Linked DNA regions of Mus musculus: region 1 is linked to region 2. A link is a loop called in an ENCODE intact Hi-C map of the cell type or tissue named here. Cell type or tissue: left cerebral cortex. All regions are shown on one strand. Region 1 overlaps Capn7 (calpain 7). Region 2 holds the start of Sh3bp5 (SH3-domain binding protein 5 (BTK-associated)).

Region 1 (8,000 bases), 71 kb after region 2:
ATTTAATTGCATTTATTAATCTACATCTCAGGAATAAACCATTATGAAGAAAATATGTTCATTCAAAATGTTACTCAAAGTAAAATACAATTTTTTTTTTTTAATTTTCCAGGCAGTTTCTCTGTGTAGACCTGGCTGTCCTGGAACTTGTTCTGTAGATCTGACCTCAAACTCAGAGATCCACCTGCCTCTACTTCCAAATTCTGGGATTAAAAGTGTTTGCCACGACTACCCAGCACAACTCACTTTTTTTTTTTTCCCAGAAAGCATAATTACTTAATTGATAAAAATATAAAAGTAGAAAATGATTTTCAGAAATAGAATTTTTTCCCTGGCACTCCAGAAGTTGAGGTCAGAGTATATGAATTCAAGATAGCCTGGGCTAGAAAGCTAGGCTAAAATGCATAGCAAGAGTCTGTCTCAGAGAAAACACTTCAAGTGATCCCACATAGAAAGCAGAGCCTGTCATAAACTCTGTTTCACTATATTTTGTCACTACATGGTTCACGGTTGACGACTCTTACCCGGACTGTGTAATGAATCGTATTCTGTTTCTCATACTGAGAAACCACTAGGGTGAAGGTGTGAGTCCCGGGCGTGGTCAGCTTTATCTTAGTCAAGTAATGAGGGCTGTTAATTCGAATCCCATCAATGTATGGAGGTGGGTCAGCTGCACAGATATCATGTTTACAGAAAAGATTTTCAAAGTCAGGATTAGCTTTGTCTTTTTAAGATACAAAAAAGCATATAAACACATTATTAACATTACCCACCCCTAATGTAGAACTAAATAAACCTTAGGCATGTTAAACTAGCTTCTTAAAGTCCCCCTAATGACTCATCTTATTTTCCTTTCGCTAATCAGTGATTTGGTAGGGATTTTTCTCAGACTTTTATAAAGGGTTGTTAACAGTGGTTTGTGTGTCTGCACACCCACCATGGAAGTCAGAGGGTAACCTGAGTCATTTCTCCCCCTCCACCATATGGGTCACAGGGACTGAATTCAGGCTGTCAGACTTGGCAGCAGACAACCTTTATCTACTGAGCCATCTCACCAGCCCATGGGCTAAGTTTTCAATTTGTGTCTCCTGTTTATTCTTTCATTAATGGAGAGCAAAACTACCTAGTGTGATGAAAATAAAACTGTACCCTAGAAGTATCCTGAAAAAAATTCACAGAAAAGAGGGCAGCACTGTTCAATTAAGAAAACATAAGAAAAAATAAACTTAAGTTTTAAAAGTAAAAGTAGTAGTAAATGTATTTCAAAGTATAAAACCATGTAAAATTTTCACTCTAGGAAAATATTTGTGTGGTTTTTTTTGTTTTTTTTTTTTTAGTTATATAATGATCAACATTTGAAAATAGCTAGCTTGGCTTGGTATGGCCCACTGGACTTCATGTGTCATGTGTCTGCAGAAGTGAGAGAGACTGACTGGTGAGGCTCAGTGCCTGTGCTGACCAGTGTAATGGTGAAGAATGCATCTTTTCCTTTATGACCAATCCTCTCCAGTCCTACCTTCCTGACAACCTTTTCTCAACAATCAAGGTCAACAATGATTACACGATGCTAAGTCCAACGGCATCTTCTCTGACCCCTTGGAGAGCAGGAGATAGAGGTGTGCTCTTTTCCTCTCCTTTGCTAAGATTCTATCAAGCCTCACTGTACCATCAATTGCTTCATCACATCCTGACTGAGTTTTCTAGTAACAGTACCAACTCCTCTGCCCAGCTACAGATGCACGTCCTGGGCATCCAGCTCTAGCTGTGGCTTTCCTCAGGATTTACAGAGTCCAGGCTTCAGATGCTGCCTCCTCCTGTGCCTGACTCATCAAGCTGGACCTCAAGCCCCCACTCAAATCAATGCCCACTTGGCATCCTTACCCGGAAGTCTTAGTGCCTCAAATCTAACAAGCCAAAAATTAACTTCCGAGTTTACTCTGTAACGAAATCTTACAATATGACCAATGCTCACCCATCTTAATAACTACTACAGCTTGGTTTTACTTAAACCCCAGAATCAGCCTCCATCAGCTCAGGAACTCCTTGTACAATCCTACTGAAATTCAAATCTGTCCTCTTGGTCTTACTCTACAACTACCCAAGGTCAAGTCACCAGCATTTCTCAAATAAAACTGCCTCATTTGGGGCTGTAATAAATGCTTAGAAGAAACCAATGCTCTTAAAAAGACAAAATCAGACCATGTCATTTTACCTCTGTTCCCTTTTTGATGCTTTATAAACCTTGGCACATTTTAGAAATTAAGTTCTGATGATTATGTACAAAAGTATATAAGCCTAAATTTTAAGAGTTTCAAAATTAAAACGTTTTACATATACATCAACCTAAATACCCAGTATGCTTTGCTGGGTTTTGTTAGTCTACCAGCATAATTATAATTGATTTCTGCATGCCATCTACATAAGCCTTTCCTCTCCAGCTCAGTGTCTGAGAATGCGGCAGCATGTGCTCAGCAGGGCTTACCTGGGTAGTAAACCTTCTTGCCATCAGTCTTGTACACAACCATTGTGATAAACTCACGGTTATTTGCGAAGTCATCCTAAAATCACAGAGAATCCACAGTGGTTAGGAAAACGGACTCAAGATGTTCTCTATTCTAAGTGTTTAGAAAACTAATTTTCAAGAGCACCTCAGCTATTTAGTTCTACAGAAGCCATATTTTTCTGAATAAATGACTACTATGTAAATGATTAAGATTATAATTAGCCTTTCTACAATCAAAACTAATGACCTACTTTTCAAATCTCTTCCAGAATATAGTAATCTTAGTAAGTTTTAAAGAATGTATCAACCTTCATGTTCTCATTGAAAAGCAAGCTCCTCCTTTAGAGAATCTGAATAAGACTTCAGTATCTAATTATAAAATAAGGAAATTTACCCTGGGACCAAATAAAGCCCTCTCCAATCCACTGGACCAGTAAAAAAATAAAAATAAGACAAAATCTAAAATATAAATAAAATAAAATCTACCTAATGATACTCATTTACTTGAGAAAACATTTTCAGAGCACTTATATAAATGGAAATGAATAGTGATAAAATTATGGACCTAACAGTTAATTATATTTGAAAGAATTTCTGAATTGTGGGTGTGTTATTAGAAGGATATCTGTACCTTGTCTGTTATGTGTCTACTAAGCAAAACCCAAACTGCAGCACCCCCTTGTGGACACTGCACCTCCAATTTGTACTGGGGGTTGTTGGCCAGGCTATAAGCATCTTTCACAGGTCCTTGTTTAGCATCCCAAGTACTAAAAATAAACAAAAAGACATCAATGGTTAAATTTCTCATGCAGGTAAACATTTTAAAAATAAATATTTTTGATATTTTTTAATTTTAGAAGTATGAATGTTTGGCCTATGTATGTTTGCTTGGTGCCTACAGAGTTCAGAAGAGGGCATCAGATCCCCCAGAATTATTTGCACATGGCTGCCAGTCACTTTGTGGGTGCTGGGAACTGAACCTGGGTTCTCTGCAGGAACAAGAACTTTTAACTGTTCAGCCATCTCTCCTGTTCATGGCTAACCTTTTAAATACTACTTTAGATAGTGATGTGTTTCAAATGCAATTAAGCTATCAGGATTGTTTATTTATTATTTATTATTATTGATTGATTGATTGAGATAGGGCTTCTCTGTGTAGCCCTGGCTGTTCTAAAACTCACTCTGTAGACCAAATTGACCCTGAACCCAGAAATCTGCCTGCCTCTGCCTCCCAAGAGCTGCGATTAAAGGCGTGCACATAACAGCTATCAGGATTTTTGTTTTATCCTTTAAAAAGTTTTTGGTGTAATAAAGTAGTAAAAAAAAAAATGGCTACTGGCAATGACCAAAAGAGGGGTTGATGATCCTCCTGATTTGGTCACTATTTGAGAATTGTGATGTGGGGAACAGGCACTGCAAAGGCAGCTTGTGGTTAAGAGCATGTACTGCTGCTGCAGATAGATAACCACAGCTCAGTTCCCAGCACCCACCCTGGGCGGCTTACAATTGTCTATAACTCCAGCTCCAGAGCACCCAACGCCCTCTTCTAGTCTCCCAGACACCTGTACTCATGGACAAAGCCCCATTCCTATCTCCACATAATTTTTAAAAAATTTTAAATCTTTCAAATGTAGAGAATATTATAAAGCATAGTCTAAAATGTATAAAAACTTACCTGTGAATGCAAGTTGATTCTTTAAAAAGAGCTGGATTCCAACTCAAATAAACTACATCATAATACTGGCAAAGATCATCCCAGGAAATCCAAAATATTCCTAAAAATTAAATGTCTTTGTTAATCTAAAAGGAATTAGCAATAAACAACTTAAGCAAGCTGGAAGAAGTTCAATGGTTAAGAGTACCTGGCTACTCTTCAAAGGGCCCAGATTCTCTCCCAGCACCCACATGATGACTAGCAATGTTTTCTAATTTAAGTTTTAGGGATCCACCTCTAAGGGCACCAAGAACACACAGAGTGCAAGATATGCATGTAGGCAAACACCTATATACATCAAATAAAATAAAAATAAAATAAAAGAGGCTGTTGAGACTGTCTAAGTACATCTCATCTTGAAAACAGGTTATTTAAAATGACACTGAAGGCTACTGAAGCTACAGGGTTAGCTCAGGGGTTAAAACACTCGCTGCTCTTGTGGAGGGCATGGATTTGGTTTCCAGAACCCACACTGTGTCTAGTTCCAGGGGACCTGGCGCCCTCTTTTGACTTCTGCAGGCACTGTACATATGTGGTGCACATACACAGACGTAGGCAAAACACAAACATAAATAGACAGACTGGGGAGTTGGCTTCCTGCACAAGCATGATGCCCTGAGCTCTGTCTCCAGCACTCACACAGAAGCTGGGATACCAGTGTGTGCTGGGAAGGCAAAGACAGCTGGAGCCTGGGGTCTTGCTGGCCAGACAAGTTAGCCCGTCGGTGAGCTCCTTGCTGAGTGGAAGGGAAGATGCCTATTGTTGAACCGTGGCCTCCATGTGCATACACACGGATACACTTGTACACATCCATGTGCATATACACGTATACACTTGTACGCCCTTCACACTCCTAAAATGGCAGTAAATTACAGACACACTTACCATTATCTATTTTCTGAGCTGTTCGTGGATCAAAGTTTAAATACTTCTGCAATTCTGGGGTCCAGTTTTTCACATCATTCTCACTGTACCTTCCTTTCCAGCGTAAATGGCTCCAAGGGTTTTTTAACTGAATAAATCTCAGCCCCTGTATTAAGAAACAACAAAACAAAACGATTAACAACAAAGAGATTTACCACATACTTATATACTCTTATATATAGTTATAATACTCTTAGAATGAACTTTAATTACTTAAGACTTAATAAAGGGGGAACATGAAAGAGTAGAAAATTCTGCTAAACTTTTCAGAGGCATATCTCAGGCATCAGAAACATCAAGAGCATATGGCTGCAGATACTTACTGGTAAACAGAAAAACAGCAAGTTAACCCAGAATAGAGGAAGAAATGAAAGAGAATTTTAGAAACCTTGGCATATGCTGCAACATCCCAGTTCTAGCTATTCCCAGCAAAGGAGAAAGCCTTAGATAGGGAAGAAATACTGTAAGGCTGTGTGGACTGAAAAGCAAAGCATGAACCACAGATGAGCCTGAGAGTAAAGTAAGGAACACTCCCTCCAGGAAAAGACATAGAAATGACTCAAAGGAGTAGGGAAAACTGAAATGAAGATCGCAGATTGTGCAAGAATGTTACACGCACACACGCATGCACGCATGCATGCACGCACGCACGCACGCACAAATAGGAATGTATTAATATAAGAAAATCCTAAGTGGAAAAAGTCACAAATGAGATTGTAGCTTTAAGACTATATACAAAAAAAAAGTATTGTAGGCCTAGTAACATAAATGTAAAGTTGGGAGGACACAGTGGCATATGCCTTTTAATCTTAGCACTTGAAAGGCAGAGGCAGACAGCTCTCCAAGTTCCAGGCCAACTAGAGCAACACAGGAACACATCCTGCTAAAAAGAAGAAAAAAGGAGGAGGAAGAGGATGAGGACAAGGAGGGAAAAGGAAGGAGGAGGGAGGGAAGGAGGGAGGGAGGAAGGAAGGAAAATGTCAGATTTGAGAAAAAAGTCAGATTTGAGTAAATGTTTCAAAGATTAAATACAGCAGAAACGAAACGACACAGTAAAGGAAGGACCCAGGAAAGGTTCAGACTCAGACATAGAGAACCCTAGTTAAAGCTTCAATTTTAACACACAGCAAGGCTGTGGGCAAAGATCAACCTTGACAGCACAAGGTTCACATACAAATTTAAAATGGAGCACTCCATAGGCTACAAAATCTGCTCCAGCTGGGTAACAATGCTACAGTCTGCAACTTGAAAGTACTATTAATGAAATATATTACTGGACCAGAGTTTATTTTGTTTACATATACTCCAGTAAAGAATGTCTTTACAGAATCACAGTTAGGAAATCACTACTATGCAACTCATGGCGGATAATTTGTAACTAGAAAGTCTGTTGTTTATCTGTACAAAGTTAAGTCACATGCAGTGTGAAGATGCTATCTTCCTCTTCACACTGCACTGACACCACACAGGAGACTAACAAGAAAAGGAGCTCAGGACTGTAGAGCAACCACTAACCGCAGCACTCCTGTGTGTAGAAAACTACAGTCTAAAGGAAAGCACACCTTTCAGCTTTCCTACTTTACACTATTTGTACTTTAAGGAATCAATTTTGTTGCCATGTTTAAGGAAATACACAATTTTATATAGCACATATGGGGCTGGAATCCTGCCTAATTGAAGACCAAATCTATGACCTCATGCCTGCTAGTCCAGTGGAATCATAAAGTTTAACCGTTGTGGCAGGCTCATACTGCCTCCCATTCCTATACAATCATGTGTCACAACAGCACTTGGCCAGAGATGGACCTTATGTACCACAGTGAACACACAGAGTTATAGTTCCTGAAAATTCCTGCTGCTTAGTGACATCACAGCCATCCTAATGTCAGAGTGCATTACACACATTTGTAACTAAATAAACCAGACGGCTTGTTTGATTAGAACTGAACTCAACACAATTACTGGCCAAAATACTATGAATAACAGTTAAGTATTATGTATTTGCTGTTTGAAATTACATATCCCAGAGAAACTTATGTAGCCTAGGCTGGCCTTTAATTTGCTCCCTATCCTGTCTCTTGAGTTCTAGAATTTTATCTTTTATTCACCTCTTTTTTAATGTATGGTTTTCTTTTATTGTGAGGCTTACAAACCCATTGTACTGTCAACTGTCAAGAGTGTAGTATAGCACATGTAATCATGTACAGTGAACAATACCTAATAATGACAAATATTTATGGCACAATTTACACACTCTCTGTATTTGGGGGGAGGGGTTGTTAGTATTTTAGAATATACTTCTACTGAGGAAAAAAAAAGCCAGACATGGTGGCACATACCTGTAATCCCAGTACTTGGGAGTTGGGAGGCCGGGCAGATGGGTTATGAGTTCAAGGCCAGCCTGGGATACATGGCAAAACCCTGTCTCAAAAAAAAAAAGCCTTAACTGTAAAACTGTATGCCTTAAGCTAACAACAGCTTCACATATCTTGTGTCTCCTGTTGCGCCATTTTCTCTTGTGTTTGATTTAATCTTGTATTTCTTCCTGAAGGCCCTAGGAGCAAGACAGACAGACAGACACAATATTGCCTAGCTGTGTAGTAGACCATATCGTCTAGGCTTTGGATATACACTATTATGTCTGCATAACAACAAAATCACAAATTTCTTGGATTATATCCTGGGACTAAATGACCTATTTCTGTATGCCAACTTAATTAACACCAAGTTTAATTAACAAATAATGAGTACTGTTTTAGCTGAATGACCACGTCTCTCTGTTCAATTAGGGCATTTGATAATACTTGTGTCTTCTAGTGCAGAGAACTCATCAGCTGTTCATTCAAAAATGACAATAAC
Region 2 (8,000 bases):
AGAGTGCTTGACAGATAAGACTAAGATTAGCTGAGTGCCTTAATCCCAGAACTCAGGAGGCAGAAGCTTGTGAATCTTTGTGAAGGCTAACCTGGTCTACACAGCTAGACCCTATCTCCAAAATAATAATAAAAAAGACTAATATTTAATGTTTTAATGTTTCTTAACCCGCTGAGACTAAAGGCATGTACCATCCTGCCTAGCATGAGAAAGACATTTTTAATGAAAAAGAGTCCAAGGACCATTCAGCACAGCTGTCCTGAAGAAGGACATGTGATGCCCCAGAGCGTCACAGGACTGCCCCTGAGTGTTTAGAAAATAAATCCAAGTGGCTATAAATGGAAATACCCTGAAGCTCAGCTCTGGGAGGGGAGGACCAAGGATGGGTCCCTGGTGTGTGTGTGTGGGGGGGGGGGGGAGCACAGCTTGTTTGCTAACCTGGACGTCAGGCGTGGATGACACGGGTGCAGCAATGTGACAGAGCGGCAGAGGTGAGGGTCATCCCACTTGTGTGGACAGGCGCTGGCAGGTGTCCTGACCAGAGAGGACGAGGCCAGCACAAGCCTGGCCCTACACACATTCTTGTCCTCCCTCCTGGATTTCTTCCACCGTTTTTAAAGGTTAACTACTGGGAAGCACGGAGCCTATGAGTTTTATCCAGAAAGATTTGCATCTTGAGGAAGTTGTAAGGCAGATTACAAACACCGGTGGCATATTTCGCCCACTGTGTAGGGTTAAACGAACTTTTACAGGGCAATAAAATTAAACACCAACGGAATCTTTAAGCAAAGCATTTCACAAGATTTTGGCTAAGGCATCCCACCTGTGTTAATCAGACTTTTAAGAATTATTATTTTTTTTGTTCTGCCTGCGTGTATGTTGTGTACCACGTGTGTGCCTTCTAGCCAACAGAGGTTAGAAGAGAGCATCAGGACCCCCTGCAAATTCAGTTTCAGACAGTTGTTAACTACCATGTAGTCCTGGGAACCTAACCTAGATCCTCTTGAAACAGCAGTTCTCAACCTATCTATAGGTTGAGACCCTTTGGGGGGGTGCATATCAGATATCCTGCATAACAGATATTTACATTATGATTCACAACAGTAGCAAAATTAATTATGAAATAGCAATGAAAATAATTTTATGGTTGGGGTCACCACAACATGAGGGGCTGTTTTAAAGGCTCAGCGTTAGGAAAGTTGAGCACTGTCCTAGAGATGATTACGCAGTGCCGTCTCTCCAGCCCTAATCATCACTGTGACAAGTGCATGAGAGAAATAACTTAAGTAAGGGAAGATTTACTTTAGCTCCTAGTTTTAGTTCATGGTTGGCTGGCCCTGCTACCTTGGGCCTGAGGCAAGCCTTGAACATCATGGTTGCAGGCAGAGATGATGGAGGAGGCTGTTCACCTCAGGGTGACTGGGAGGCAGAGAGGACTAAGGGGATCGCTCCCCAGTGACCCACTTTCTTCAACCAGCCTCCGACTTCCACAGCTTCATTACCTTCCAACAGTCTAGTCAGGTCCTGGGTTCATCTATGGCTCAGTCCACTGACGGAGGCAGAACTTACATGTGTGGATCACTTGCCCAAAGCCCCACCTCAGAACAATGCTCGATTCAGGACCTAGCTTTGAGCTGTCTGGGGATGCTTCCCAGCTGAAGCACAATAGCATCTTTGCCCACACTGGGAGGCGGGTGACTGGAGCCCTGCCAAGCAGAGCCACTTTGACACAGATAAGCCACTGACCTCGTGGAGCCTCTGAAAGTCTGACAAGGATTGTCATCCTTGAAACAGATTACAGACAGAGAATTAGAAAGCTGCTTTCTCCACCAATAACACAATATGATCAGGCAGTAGGTGCTTTCCAAAAATGACAAAAACGCAGATCCAGACAAGAATCATCACAGCACACATTATCTGGGGCGTTTCAAACTGTAGTTAAGCTCAAAGTGTTTAAAATGGCCACCAAGATCCCTGCCAGAAATACGCGTGCCAACCTTGAATAGCCCACAGGGTGCTGGGGAAGGGGTAGCCATCTGCTGTTTTGAGTTCTGGCTGTGTAGCTCAGGCTGGTCTAGAACTTGTGATACTCTGGGGTTTGCCTCAGGTTATGGACTGGAGGTTTTGGGTCCTGTGCTGAACTCTTAACTCCTAATAGTCTTAGGAAGTGACAAGGCCAGGAGGGTAGGAGGTCTGAGCAAATGGGACTAATATACTTCTTAAAAAAGACCTCAGAGATTTTCTAAGGCTTTCTTCCTGACATAAAAGTTTGTTGAGCAGTTGGAAGTCCACAAGCCCAGGAGGGCCCTCCTCAGAACCTGACTTTGCTGTGATTTCTGGCCTACAGAGTTAGAAGTGGGTGCCATTTAGAAACTGTGGTATTTTGACATAGCCACCCTCCCCAACAACGGTCCTTCCTTTGGAGTAGTTAGCAAACTGTTTCCTGCTGCCTGGTGGAGTTACTCCTGTATGTCTGAGAACTTGTAATATAAAGGGTTTGTCACTCTGTGCGTGTGGTACACCTTGGTGGCAGCATCGGGGATGGGTGTGTGTGTGTGCACCAGCCGGGCAGTGGTGACACATGCATTTAATCCCAACACTAGAGACAGCCAGGTGGATCTCTAAGCTCCAGGCTAGCCTGGTCTACAGAGCAAGTTCTAGGACAGCCAGGGCTACACAGAAAACTCTGTCTCCTCCCCATCCCACCAAGGAAGCCAAAATGGTGGTGTGTGTGTCTATAATCTCAGTGCTTCAGAACCAGAGGCAGTGTGACTATATATACAGTGTTAGCTGTATAGTGAGCTCTACAGGAGGAGTGCCTGATTAAAAATGCAGCACATGGGAGTCTACCTTTGGAAAATCAGAAGGTCGAGGCCAGTCTGAGCTGATAAGAGCTTGACACCAGCCTGGGCCGAGGTTGTTTCAAACAAACAAAATGAGTGAGTGGGAAGTCAGTAGACAGACCTAATACGGGAAACTGTTGGAAGGGAACACAGGGTCAGGCTTTTCCAGAGGGGAGATTGAAGCACGGGAGGCCTGTGGTACACGTGAGATTCTCTGGTACTGGCTTTGAAGAAGACTGACCAGTTGAGAAAGAGGACAGATACCCCTTTGCTTTGCTTCTGAGGTGGGGGAAAAGGCAGGATCACAGGCTCCGAGAACAACTCTCTCAAGCAAAGCTGTCCTCCAAACTCCCTCTACAAAGTATCCACTTTGCTCAGGGCATCTGACCAGGTAGTCCCTGACCTCACAGTGGCCCTAGCACCTGTAAACGTTCAGAGAAACCTGTCCACTGTTAGCCCTTTTGTGATGCCCAGTTGGCTAGGCAAGCTCTAGCTTGGTGATGTTGGGCAGAACCACATAGTTCCTACACTGGGCAAGCTTTGCCACGAGCAAGCAGGGCAATCTCTTTAAAAAGCCGCCCGATCCATAGATTTCCCCCCCCGCCCCCCCCAGCTCCATGGGCTCTTCGTGCATTCAGAATATCCAGGAAAGCCCTAAGAGCTCATGCCTTCGCTTGCCGAGCTTTGCCCAGCAGACTCCAGGCTATGATGTCCACTCGGTGGCTGGACCTGGCTAGCCATCCTCTGTCTGCTGTACAGACAAGATTAGGGTAGAGTTCCCTTTTCTGTGACTCCAAATAGACACAAAGGTAGCTTTGAAGAATGGAAATCACCCGAACTTTCCTTCTGTGCCTTGATCTGCTTCACTGGAGGCAGGAGGAAACTACCTTAAGGCGGCCCACGCTCGGGCTGGTGAGCCACTGGGCGGCACCTCTCCTAGTGGCCATGGCCGGGACTCCAGTGCACTGGGCTTTTTGTGACAGAGTGTCGGGTGACACAGGCTATCACGGCGGCCTGGGCAAAGTGGGTGCGGTGTACTGCGGGCCGCTGCAGACAGGGGGCAGCCGCGCCCACTTCCTCTGCCACTCCGCACTCGCCGGCGGAGCACCCGGGGTGGCAGCGCTGCGCGCTCAGACCTACCCGGCTGCGGCGAGGTGGCCCTCGGTGCGTCCGGATCCCACCGTGCGCTTTGCGACCCGGCTGCGGCGCGTTCGGCTGCCCGCATGGACACGGCGCTGAAACGGAGCCGCTCTGACGAGCCGGCGGAGCTCCCGCCGCCTGCCCGGGAGGTGGAGGAGAAAGAGGAGGAGGAAGAGAGGATGGAACAGGGCCTGGAGGAGGAGGAGGAAGAGGTGGACCCCCGGATCCAGGTAGGACGCGTGACAGGAGCCCACAGCCGCACCCCACCAGGGCTACCGTGGAAGTCGGCATCTAACGCAGACACATGCCTTACAGCCTCGCGTGTTCGCGGTCGCGGGGTGGGGGCTGCCTAAATTCAGGATCTTCACCAAGGGTTGGAACACCCCATTTCACGGTCTCCCTGCGGAAGGCTTCGGTGCCCGCGTGAACGCGGCCTGATTATTGCGGGGATCCCTGCAGACCCTCGGCCCAACCCGAGGGTCCCTACTACACGACCAGCTGTTCAGGCGGATTGCAACAAAGGAAAAAGGGGGCGGGGGCCCCGAGCGGAGTCGGGGTACCTCAGCGCCACGCTTGGAGCACTGCACAGCCTCGGGGCTGCAGCGCAGCGTTATCCCACCTGCGTGGATGCAGACATCGTGGTGGGCGAGCAGGGCAAGGTGGCTGTCGCTTGCCCCTGTAGTGTGGGCTGCACCGGTGTGGGGTGCCTCGTGAGCCCTCACCTGGCCTGGGCTGCCGTCCTCTTCATTGTCAACACATGGTGGGCGTCGTTGCCGTTGCCACCGTTGGCACTGTGTTGCACTTGGCCTGAGACTGTTTAAAACCCTCCTTTTCCTTGTGAGGTCAGTGTGAACGTCCACCAGGGACAGCTGCTGCGCAAAGCCGACGCGTGGAGGCAGGGAAAGCAGAGAATGCCTGGCTTTCTGTGCCTCCATTTCCAGGAGAGAGAGTTAAAAAACAATTTCCAGGAGTGACAGCTTAACCTCTTCACCTTCCTAAGCACAAAGCAAATTCCTTTTCATGACCCGTTTTGTACCCTTTCCATAAATCATTTTTTAAAAAATAGCTATTAAACATACTTTGCAATTTCTGGATCCATAATTGGTTTTAAGTGCACAGATAAAGAAAAAAAAAGAGCCTGCTTTAAATTCATCAGTTTGGCTTAAATTAATTATTTTGTCAAGTCAATACACTAAAGATCAGTAAGAAAACCTCCTCATTGGTTATTCTGTTAATTCGGGCCCTGGGCTTGGATTACAGAATCTTGTGGATTTGGTGTGGAATTTTGTTAGCAAGACCTTTGTTCACAGAGCAAAGATGAGCTGAACGAGGATGAGTTAACTCATGTTGGCTACTTACAAAATGTCAGACTGCAAATGTTTAAAAGAGGTAGGGTTACAGTCAGTTAACCAACACCCCAGTTAGGCAGGGCAAATAGTTCGCAGTTAGAAAAAAAAAAAATCATCTCTTTATAGGGAGATAGCCCATGATGAGTTAATGCTGGAAGTCTGCCTTTGGCTGGGCTGCACTGGCCGTATTGTCCTGTTCTGATTTCCTCGAAAAGTTCTTTCCTAAAGCAAAGGGTGCTGTTTTGACTGGGTTAAGTTACTGTTTATGACAGATGAGTTCACCTGAAAGAAAAAAAAAAAGAACAATGACTTTTCAGAGAAAGATAAATCTGTAGGACTTTAAAGGCGTCCAAAAAAAAAAGGACACAGCCTACAACAGGTTTTAGGCTTTTGTCTTTTAGCCGAGCCTCAGCTGTCTTCTTGAGGAATGAACCGACTTGCATCATTCAGGGATGACCTTCCAGTTGTAAACTAAGTTACACTAAAAACAAAAGCCCAGCCCTTCTAATTTCTCTCTCTCTCTCTCTCTCTCTCTCTCTTCATTAGGGAGAACTGGAGAAGTTAAATCAATCCACGGATGATATCAACCGACGGGAGACTGAGCTTGAGGTACAGGGAGCTGGGGCACTGTTCTGGGGTGAAACAGTGTCAGTCACCTTTGACCCTGGGCTGGTTAATTTTGTTTTAATAGCTGGAGGGCGACTGCAGGAGGCCCTTGCTTGGAGGTTGAGCAACAGCATGTGTGGACAGTAAAATACACTCAGTCCAGGCTGTGGGCAGAGCCTGGATCCAATTTCATGTGCTGTTTTTCATTGTGGAGGCTCCATTGGGGCCAGAATCAAGGGCTGAGCAGAGTATTAAACAATGCTTTAGGCTCCAAATATTCTGGGATCTGTGGAAAGGCTAAAAGAATTTCGATTTAGCCAAACACTTTAATGGAGTTTACATCTCTCAGTATTTTATTTAGGGTGGCTCCTTCCATTCATGCTTGGAGCTGCTATGGTTCCCTCAGACTTAAGCCAGATATTTTACTTCCCATTCTAACAATTCACCTTTCTGATTCCCCCCTCATTTATTTACTGTCAGCGTGAGCAGAATGTAATGATCTTAATGGTAACAAAAAGCTGTTTAGGCTGGGAAGGGCTTTCCTGCTGGGAAAAATTTTGGAAGATAAGATCTTGATTTGAACTTGAGAATGTTTCAGCCTTCCTGTAAACAAGTTCGGGTTCTTAGAAGCCACCAATTTCTAAGTAGTGGTTGGGGTTACTTGCCAGTGGGAGCATACCCCTGTGAGTGACTGTCACAGCTAAGGGACTTCAGAGGGCTGCGGTAAGAACCTATTTCTTGAAGTAGAAAGAACAAGACGAGCCTAAGGAGAAAGCAGAGAACATCAGGCCCCTCAGAGCCAGGGTGTGGGGAAGAGGAAAATACTTCACTGGAAGTTCACTGGCAGCCTGCTTTCTGATAGCATATAGCCTTGAACTCACTGATCTGTGCGTGGCGGTGGGTACTAATGTTGCTCTGGGCTGTGTGAAGGCTTATCTATTACTAACTCCCATTCTGACCTAAGTAAGAAATTGGAGAACTGTTTATGAAGTTGGGCAATTGAAAACTCTCAGAAGCTCACATTTCTAATGCATTAAACAAACAAACAAACAAACAAACAAAATCTCTGCCAATTTTAGGGGGAAACGTTCCCCTAAGGTTTCATTTGGTCCTGCCACAACAGCCCAGAGCTGGGCAGTTGGAAGCCATAAGTGGTCCTTGTGTGTGTGTGTGTGTGTGTGTGTGTGTGCGCGCGTGCATGCGCGAGTGCATGTGCATATATGTTTTAAACATTCTCATGTAGTCTTGGCTGACTTCAAAATTCAGTATGTAATGGAGGAGGGCTTTGAACTCTGGGTACATCTCTACAGACTGGGGTTACAGGCATGTGTCACTGTGTCCAGCTTCTCCAGACTCTCTCATCTCTGCACCCAAATGTATATTGACAAGTTGGAAAGATTTGTTTTTTGTTTTGAGCAGAAAGTTTGGCTTGTTTATGTTTGCAGTGTTGGAATGAAGCCCAGGGCCTTAAGCATGCTGGACAAGCACACTACCGGTGGACTTGGGAGACTGGGGTGAGCAGAAATCAGGGACAGCTGGCTAGGCAGGCTGTACACGCCTGTGATCCCAGCACCGGAGAGGAAGAGGCAGGAGGATCAGGAGGTGAAGGTCACATAGTCACAAGTAGCAAGCTGGAGGCAAACGACTCTGTCTTGTGAAAGAAAGAAAGAAAGAGAGAGAGAGAGAGAGAGAGAGAGAGAGAGAAAGAAAGAGAAAAAGGGAGGGAGGGAGGGAGGGAGGGAGGGAGGGAGGGAGAGAGAGAGAGAGAGAGAGAGAGAGAGAAAGTGAAAGTACTACTCAGGGACCACTGAGGCAGAGAACTATGGGTAAAGGAGAATGGTCTCTTGGGTTTCCAAGAGAGATGATCAACCCTGGTTTGTCTGTCCTCTTTGTTGCTTATCCACTGTTGATCACCATTCTGGGTAGAAATAAGATAGTCTCATAGCCCCATAACTCAAAGTCTCATAGCCTCATAGTTCGGTCTTCATGGCACCTGCCTTCTGGGAGTTATGTTGGTTCATTTGTTAAACTCTTTTTAGCCCCGATTTCCGAATTCCACAGA

The links. A loop is a pair of places that touch in the nucleus more often than their neighbours do. Peaks named below come from ENCODE experiments on the same cell type or tissue, not always from the same donor. Only the 100,000 strongest peaks of a DNase experiment are listed, where the experiment ranks them.
Region 1: it touches region 2 in a loop (2.6-fold over the local background); 2 of 42 quality-filtered maps call a loop at or near these places.

The regions. Positions count from the first base shown.
Region 1 is chr14:31,360,726-31,368,725 of GRCm38, reverse strand. Capn7 (calpain 7) reads right to left here. Exons shown (of 21, transcript NM_009796.3): 13 at 5,103-5,247; 14 at 4,179-4,278; 15 at 3,135-3,270; 16 at 2,483-2,558; 17 at 525-670. Among named protein-coding and RNA genes, the nearest start is that of Capn7, 28 kb to the right of the region's middle. In left cerebral cortex, CTCF peaks have their summits at 3,185 (motif pointing left) and 4,488; a DNase peak (open chromatin) is centred at 3,180.
Region 2 is chr14:31,432,024-31,440,023 of GRCm38, reverse strand. It overlaps Sh3bp5 (SH3-domain binding protein 5 (BTK-associated)), which reads left to right and starts at 3,924. Exons shown (of 9, transcript NM_011894.3): 1 at 3,924-4,213; 2 at 5,879-5,941. The coding sequence starts at 4,067. Gm35907 (a long non-coding RNA gene) reads right to left here and starts at 4,790. Exons shown (of 4, transcript XR_383329.4): 1 at 4,706-4,790. In left cerebral cortex, CTCF peaks have their summits at 3,847 and 4,834; DNase peaks (open chromatin) are centred at 1,692, 3,872, 4,791 and 6,040; H3K4me3 peaks cover 3,413 bases; H3K27ac peaks cover 3,386 bases.